3 separate regions of the Homo sapiens genome follow, and all the other regions are linked to region 1. Evidence: chromatin loops called from intact Hi-C (ENCODE). Cell type or tissue: mammary epithelial cell. All regions are shown on one strand.

What was found. A loop is a pair of places that touch in the nucleus more often than their neighbours do. Peaks named below come from ENCODE experiments on the same cell type or tissue, not always from the same donor. Only the 100,000 strongest peaks of a DNase experiment are listed, where the experiment ranks them.
Region 2: a loop joins it to region 1, with 3.0 times the contacts of the local background. A loop is called at or near these places in 2 of 110 quality-filtered maps.
Region 3: it touches region 1 in a loop (8-fold over the local background); 2 of 110 quality-filtered maps call a loop at or near these places.

What each region holds. Positions count from the first base shown.
Region 1 is chr21:30,145,546-30,148,045 of GRCh38, forward strand. No RefSeq gene overlaps it. Among named protein-coding and RNA genes, the nearest start is that of CLDN17, 20 kb to the right of the region's middle. In mammary epithelial cell, no CTCF peak of the experiment used is centred here; a DNase peak (open chromatin) is centred at 1,276; H3K27ac peaks cover 2,141 bases.
Region 2 is chr21:30,226,670-30,229,169 of GRCh38, forward strand. No RefSeq gene overlaps it. Among named protein-coding and RNA genes, the nearest start is that of CLDN8, 12 kb to the left of the region's middle. In mammary epithelial cell, no CTCF peak of the experiment used is centred here; a DNase peak (open chromatin) is centred at 1,182; H3K27ac peaks cover 1,802 bases.
Region 3 is chr21:30,071,749-30,074,248 of GRCh38, forward strand. No RefSeq gene overlaps it. Among named protein-coding and RNA genes, the nearest start is that of CLDN17, 94 kb to the right of the region's middle. In mammary epithelial cell, a CTCF peak has its summit at 942 (motif pointing right); a DNase peak (open chromatin) is centred at 983.

The DNA of each region.
Region 1 (2,500 bases):
TTCAAAGTAGAATCCCATCAGGAAGTTATGTTACTTCTTGAAAATTCCTTCTTTGAGTTTTTTGAAGAGGAAGTAAAAAGCCAACACAGCATAAACACAGATTTCATCAAATACTGTTAAATTATATGAATGAATCCTCTTACACACTATTTTTACAGAGCAGGTTCCAGAATTTGAAAACATTTTTCTACTTAGAGCAACGCTTGTGCCAGCTACTTGCTAATACCTTTCTAAATTAATTTGTATTTTTGGTTAAGGTTTATACCAGTTAGTTGGACATATGAGATGTTTCAATAGTATAATTACCATAAATGACTTTTTCTTTTTTTTTTTTTTTTTTTTTTTGAGACAGAGTCTTGCTCTGTCACCCAGGCTGGAGTGCAGTGGTTTGATCTCAGCTCACTGCAAGCTCCGCCTCCCAGATTCATGCCATTCTCCTGCCTCAGCCTCCCGAGTAACTGGGACTACAGGCACCCTCCACCACGCCCAGCTAATTTTTTGTATTTTTAGTAGAGACGGGGTTTTACCGTGTTAGCCAGGATGCTCTCGATCTCCTGACCTCGTGATCCCCCCGTCTCGGCCTCCCAAAGTGCTGGGATTACAGGCTTGAGCCACAGCGCCCGGCCAAATGACTTTGTTAAAATTTTTCAGTAAGTAAACATCATTTTAATTTTTAACAATTAATATTGTAAATATTTAATATTTAAAAATTTCTTTTATTGAAAAATACCAAAAAGTGGGTTTATGATTAAAAAATATAACTCTAATTAATCAATGATGTTTGGCATTATTTTTAATCTTGTAAATTCAAGTAATTCTGAAAATCAAAAATAATTAGGTAAAATGTTAGGAAGGTAATAAAAATATATGAAAAGTAGTTAATTCAAGTGGAAAACTTTCATTATGTTTAAAATGATCACTTCCAGTGTTTTAAGCAGAAGTTAGGTTTTTGGTTTATATTATGAATGTACGACTTTATGAACATATGTAACATATCTGTAGATAGTTTGAAGCAGTCTCACACTCAATCCCAACAAATTAAAACAGATGACATAGTCTCCTTAATATGCTCGGTAGTGCACATAAGAGAAAACCTTTGGCAAAAGGTAGTTGGAGTCACCCAAAGATATTCTGAAACACCTGGGTGGGACAGCTGCTTCCCTCTGGCTTTGGGCCTTCCACAAAAAGTCAATTATCTATTAAGTCATCTGCGTTCATTTCCCAGGTTAATCAGGAAACCATGATCGCCCGAGGGATGGCTTGCATCATGCACACCAGGAAGTTTGAACTGTAGCCAACCATGCAATTAAGATGTTCCAGTATAGCTATTATTCTTGGTTGAGGCAAATTCCACTGGCACAGGTATTTACTAGGAGGAATATACCAAATTAAAAGTTAAAGAAAGAGGAAAGAAACACGAAACGTGGCTGGCGGTTAAAGACAGGTTTTCCTTAATTAAAACCTGAGAGGCACTCCTGGCCGATTTCAGTCAGGAGCGCTTTCTCTGACAGACTAAGAGCATATATTGGTTTAAGGGCGAGGAGCCTTATCAGAAGTTTGGAATGTTCCTGTTTGAGGGAGAAGTTTTCTGGCGGGGTTGGAATGTCTCTGGGAGGAGGCGAGCTTACCTTGGGGCAGCCATCTTTCCGCCAGAGCAAAGTTATCTTGAGACTGGCATCTTCCTTGCCCGATGCGGGTTATCTTGGGGCTCCATGCCTCTGATCCGGAAGGAGTTTGGAATCTTTCTGGTTGGAGATGTTATTTGTGGTTTATGGTCGTGCTGATCTTAGCCATTGGGCTGATGCCCTTTGGATTCAGACGTTTTTTATTAAGGTGAACTTTAGAATGAGGGGCTTGTCCAAGATGGCGATGCTCCTGCTCTGTCACCAAATAGTTCAGATTTTTACTCACAGTTAACGTTTCTATAGTTCATGTTTTAATTTATGGTGTTTTCATCAAATGGTTTATGTTTTAGTTCATGATTTTTCTCAGTGTTGTGAACTCAGAAAATGAGGTGAAGATAAAGGAAAGTTCCTGTTTGTTCTTCACAACTATTATTTTTATGAAATTTGAGCGCTAAGGGAAACAATTTATCTTTGTGTTTATTACAGTTGTTCCATATTTATCTAGTCTAATTCCCGTCATATTTAGGCTATAAAAAAGATTTGCTTACATTGTCACTTCAGTAACTCAATAATGTTTTACTGAGGAAATCTCCAATTTCCACCCTGAAAAACTGCGTGAAAAATAATGAAATCACAAGAAAGTTAAAAAACACCTAAAAATAGACTGTGGCAATGAAGAGTATCTCTAATGCAAAACTTCATCTGCCTGAATTAAGGAGTTCTTCCCCGAGGGTGCAGCCCCAGAAGGGGCTCCTGGCCAAGGCTCACAGAGGCATTCGTTGGAGCCCCTTCACAGATTTTCTGTGGTAGTGAGTGTGATTGGAATTGTTTATCAATTGAAACGCTATTAAGATTAGGGTTGTGCTCCTTAATAA
Region 2 (2,500 bases), 81 kb after region 1:
CCATCTCAAAAAATAAAAAAAATGTACTGGAGACCAAACCACGAAGAAGGCACAGTTCCTCCCTCAAGGAGCTTGCAGGCTAATCAGGGGAGAACAGTTGCTTCAGGCCTGACTGCCATTTAGAACCAGCCTTTCAGTTGAGCATAAAAATCACAAGATTTGTGACAAGCTGTTCCAAACACAAATGCCTGCAGGGACTAGGGAGGAAAGAGAAAAACGTAAAGCAGGACAGGTAAAAATTGTGTTTGTTCCTCTAAATGAAGCAAAAGCTACACAAATGCAGTTGATTTTGGCCTCATGGGAGTGGACTCTAGTGTTACTGGATCTTTCCATTCTTAACAAGTCAGAAATCTGTATTTTTTTAAACCCTTCTTTGTTTAATGTTGCCACTAGTATGGGGTTTGAACAAAACATGTGGGACAAATTTGGCTCAAGGTTGGCCAGTTTCCATGTGTCAAAAACCAGTGACCTCTAGATATCAATTGCCATCAGGAAAGCTCCTTATTTGAATGGGCACTGAACCCAGCCATGTTTCAGATCCTCAGTCAACAACAGGAGAGCAGAACCTGCTGCTTCCATGGAATGTTATAAGAATTAATGGCCCTGTGAAGGACTTAGATCTCCTTGGATAAAGGAACTGTGCAAGTAAACATTGTAATCAGTAATATTATGTTGTACTGGTTGACCCAAACCATGGCAGGTCAGTTCTGCATGTTACATACAGTGGTGGAGAAATCAGTTAGAGCTATTCACTATCAACTTCTAGAACTTTCCTAAACACCTGTAATTTATCTGTAAATTACCTAGAAGAGTTTGTAAGTCTCTTCAGAAAAATGCAAATCTGATTTCTAAAACCGTCTTAATTTTAAAAGGTAATCTTAATTATTTACCAACTACTCATAAAATTTTTGTGCGGACTTGAAGTGCAGTTAAGTATGAGAAAAGGAGATTAGCTGGTACATGCACACGTTCTGTAACAGAACACAGCCTGTCTGCTGGAGAGATGACAGTGAATGAGTCCCCCATCCTGATTTTCCCACAGCTTAATAACCTCCAAAACAAGGAAGTGGACATAGCGAAACTGGTCTCCATAGATTCACTTTTCCCATAACAGAGATTCTATTTTAATAAGGCTGTTAGTCAGACAAAACCCCTATTGACCTGTGGCAGCACATTGCATGCTTTCTCTTGTTTCCCCGGTTTTACCAGTGCTTAGGAAGCAAGCCAATATCAAGTGTGGGTCAGGCTAGTAGCTGGAGATATGCCCTGTGACTCATCTTTATCTTCAGTGTGCTTCTTTGAATATTGCACAACTGCCCATGACAGAGACACATTTTAAAGGGATCCAGACTACTCAGGCTTGAACAGAAAAGAAAACCTAGCATATGTTGAATGAATAATACAATCCAAACCAGTGATTTTTTAAAAGTCTCCTCTCAAATATTATGTATCAGGGATGTAAATTAATCAAGACTGCCTTTCCCCCATTAAAGGTCTGTGAACAAGTTGGGGATAAATCTGAATAACTACATATGTAGTTACAACAGATTTCTGGGATCTCTGCCCTGATTGGAAACAGTTTTGTCTATGTCCCATGTTATAATATAAATGTAAATAGAAGATGTTGGCCCTTGAGTCAAACATAGGATTCTTGAGCATTTCAATTACAAGCACTTTGCAGCATTGCTCCCTTGTATATACCAACTTGAGAAATAATGGCTCTGCCCCAAGTTTAAAAAATATCAAGCCCTGGGAAGAAATTTGCCCTATAAGAACATATATATGGCTACTTTCACCTTATGATAACAGGATGATGTCAATCACCTATTAAAAATAAGTAGGGTGGACGCAACGGCTCCCACCCATAATCCCAGCACTTTGGGAGGCCAAAGCAGGAGAATTGCTTGGGCCCAAGAGTCTGAGACCAGCCTGGGCAACATGGCGCAACCCTGTCTCCACAAAAGATAGAAAACTTAGTGGGGCATGGGGATGTGCACCTATAGTCCCAGCTACTCAGGAGGCTGAAATGGGTGGATCGCATGAGCCTGGGAAGTCAATGCTGTAGTGAGCTATGGTTGCACCACTGCACTCCAGCCTGGATGACAAAGCAAGACCCTGTCTCTAAAAAAAATAAAAAAGTAAATAAGTAAATAAACTCAGCTAGATAGCAAAAAAAAAAAAAAAAAAAAAAAAAAAACCCAAACCTCATAAGCTCTTTTGCTGGAATTTGTCACGTAGCTGGAGATACAAAGTACCCAGTCTTGGAAAAGATTTAAGAACTATGTTTAAGCTTGCCATCAATGTACAAACATTAAAATAATTAGAAATTCACATGGCAAATTTGAAACTAAACTAATAAAAAGAAATTTCTGGTATTTTCTGCCACAATTAAATTTTAAAATATGGTAAGATTGATATACATAATACTCTCGCTTAGGATCTGGTCTATTCCAAATAGAATTGTTCTCACAATAGCAATGTATTTTATAGTGACCATACA
Region 3 (2,500 bases), 74 kb before region 1:
GCTGGGACTAGAGACGCCCGCCACCATGCCTGGCTAAATTTTTGTATTTTTAGTAGAGACGGGGTTTCACCGTGCTGTCCTTATACTCTTGCCATACTTCGTGGATTGGCTCTCTCTGCAGGGGAGCTCCCCTTGTGATTTCTGCTGCAGGTCCATTGCTCATGTGAAAACCTGAGAAATTCCAGGAAAAGAAGAGACGTGCCTTTCTCCAGTGTTGTTTTTATGGGAGATGGGGGCAGGCAAGCCATCTTTCCAAGAAGCCTCCAGCATTCTTCTCTATTTCTTTAATGAGCAGAATTTCTCATGTGCTCATTATTAAACTGAGCACTGAGGAGCAAGAAGAGATGGTCACGGCTGCTTAATGAAGCACGTGATCGTGGGAAGACGTTGGGATGCTGAGTAACAAGGATGCTCTGTAAGTAAGAAAGGGTGGGCCGAACAGGAGAGACAAAAAGAAAACAGAGGACAAGTTCCAAACACCACAAATGAACACGTTTTCTTTCAAAAGTTGCATATATTTATCCAATATGTCTTGTGTAACCAGAATCAGGCAGTCTCTTGACTCACTAGGCCATGATCCCAAACGTCTACCAGTCTTACCATGCTTCATTTGATACTACCCTATTTTTTCCTATGTTGTTTTGGCTTATTATTTACTGTCTTTAATACATACCTTACCTCACTAATTAGTGCATTATCTTCCTTGCTCTTTCCCTTCCTTTTTCTTCCCTTTACCCATCCTCTTTTATTTACATTTTTTACTGGCCACTTGCTTATTTTGATACCTCAAGATGCTAATAGACCTTAAAGCTCTGTATGCCTTTCTCAAAGAACAGGAGTAAATCCTTTCATATGTGCCTTCCCTGTGTTTAGCACATGCTAATTTCGTTGCAGGTTCTCAAGGAAATGCTTGCTGAAGACTGCATACATTGAAAAGGCCAGAGGGTGGCACCGTGGTGAACCAAGCCTGGTGACGCCCTCAAGTCCCAGTGCTGCAAGTTGCTGCTGATTCACTTCTCCAATGAGTCCACATTTTAGTATTCGATGGTCTAGGAATTATCATGCACATGTAACTTGGTCTAAACTAGAACAGATTCTTTACTACCAGGATTTACATTTCTGATGTTTTAGTTATTCTGGTTTATAAGAGTCTTCAGAGAATTCCTGGTTTTGTTACCATTTAGCCTGTTTCCATCCTTGTCAAAATATTTGTCTTGACTATTAAGACAGAATAAGGAAGTTATCTGTGTGATGTAGCTGAAAGGGTTAAATTTCTTGGTCACTTAATCAGAGAATCCAAAATGTTTGTTCTTCATTTTTGGAAGGCAAGGAGCTTCACTTAGCCTGAAAATATTCATCAGTAAACAAATAGAATTAATAATATTAATGCCAGGTATGAAAAGGAGGGCTTTTCCCATAAGGGAAAGGATATACTCGGCTAGTGATAGCGGAAACCCGGCAGTAGTGTACAATCCAGTCCCAGGCATATGGCTCAAGTCTGCTGCCAAATCACACAACTTGAAGCTATCAGGTGGCACTGCCTTTGTTAGTGGATAGTGCCATCTTCATACACCATGGGCAGTGACACTTCTATTCCCCTGTCCCGTCTCTCAGAGCTTGTTCATCCTCAGGCCTTTTATACCAATATGTGTATTGATGATCCTTTTAAATAATACTAGGATGTACAGGTTGAGAGCAAGATAGCGTGAGTTAACATTTTCATAGAAACAGAACTGAGACATAAAAAGCATTAGCAGACTATATGTTTTAGCTCATTCTAGTTGTTATAACAAAATACCATAGACTGGGTGGCTTATAAACAAGAGAAATTTATTCTCACAGTCCACAGTCTGACAAGTGCAAGATGAAGGCACTGGAAGATTCATTATCAAGTGAAGGCTCGCTTCTTGGTTCATAGAAGGCATCTCCTTGCTCCATCCTCATATGATGGAAGAGGCAAACAACCTCCCTTGAGCCTCATTTAATAAGGACACTAATACCATGCGTGAGGGCTCCACCTTCATTACATAATCATCTCTCAAAAACCCACCTCTTAAAACCATCACCATGAGGGTTAGAATTTCAGCCCATGAATTTTAGAGGGTACAAACATTCAGACTATAGCACTATGCCTTCATTTTGGGAGCCCAAATCTTTCTAGTGGGATTCTTGAATTTTAAAATGAGCAAAGTTATTGATATTATGTTTCTGTAACTAGATTCTCTTACCATCTCACTTTCCAATTCTGATATAATGACCAGTATAGAAAAAACACTCATAAAATTTGCTTCTGTATCTTGGACATATAAGAAATGTAGGGTCAAAAAGTCTTAAGAGTCAATATTTAAGAGCTATTATACATTTCCCTTAAATAAGAAGTAATGGCTTCTGAGTAAATGTTTTTACAGAACATCTATTTTTTTCTTATGGTTTACTGATACAATAAGTTTGGTCTAAAAGGGAGCAATAGGTTGATCATAGGTTAATTATATAATTTACA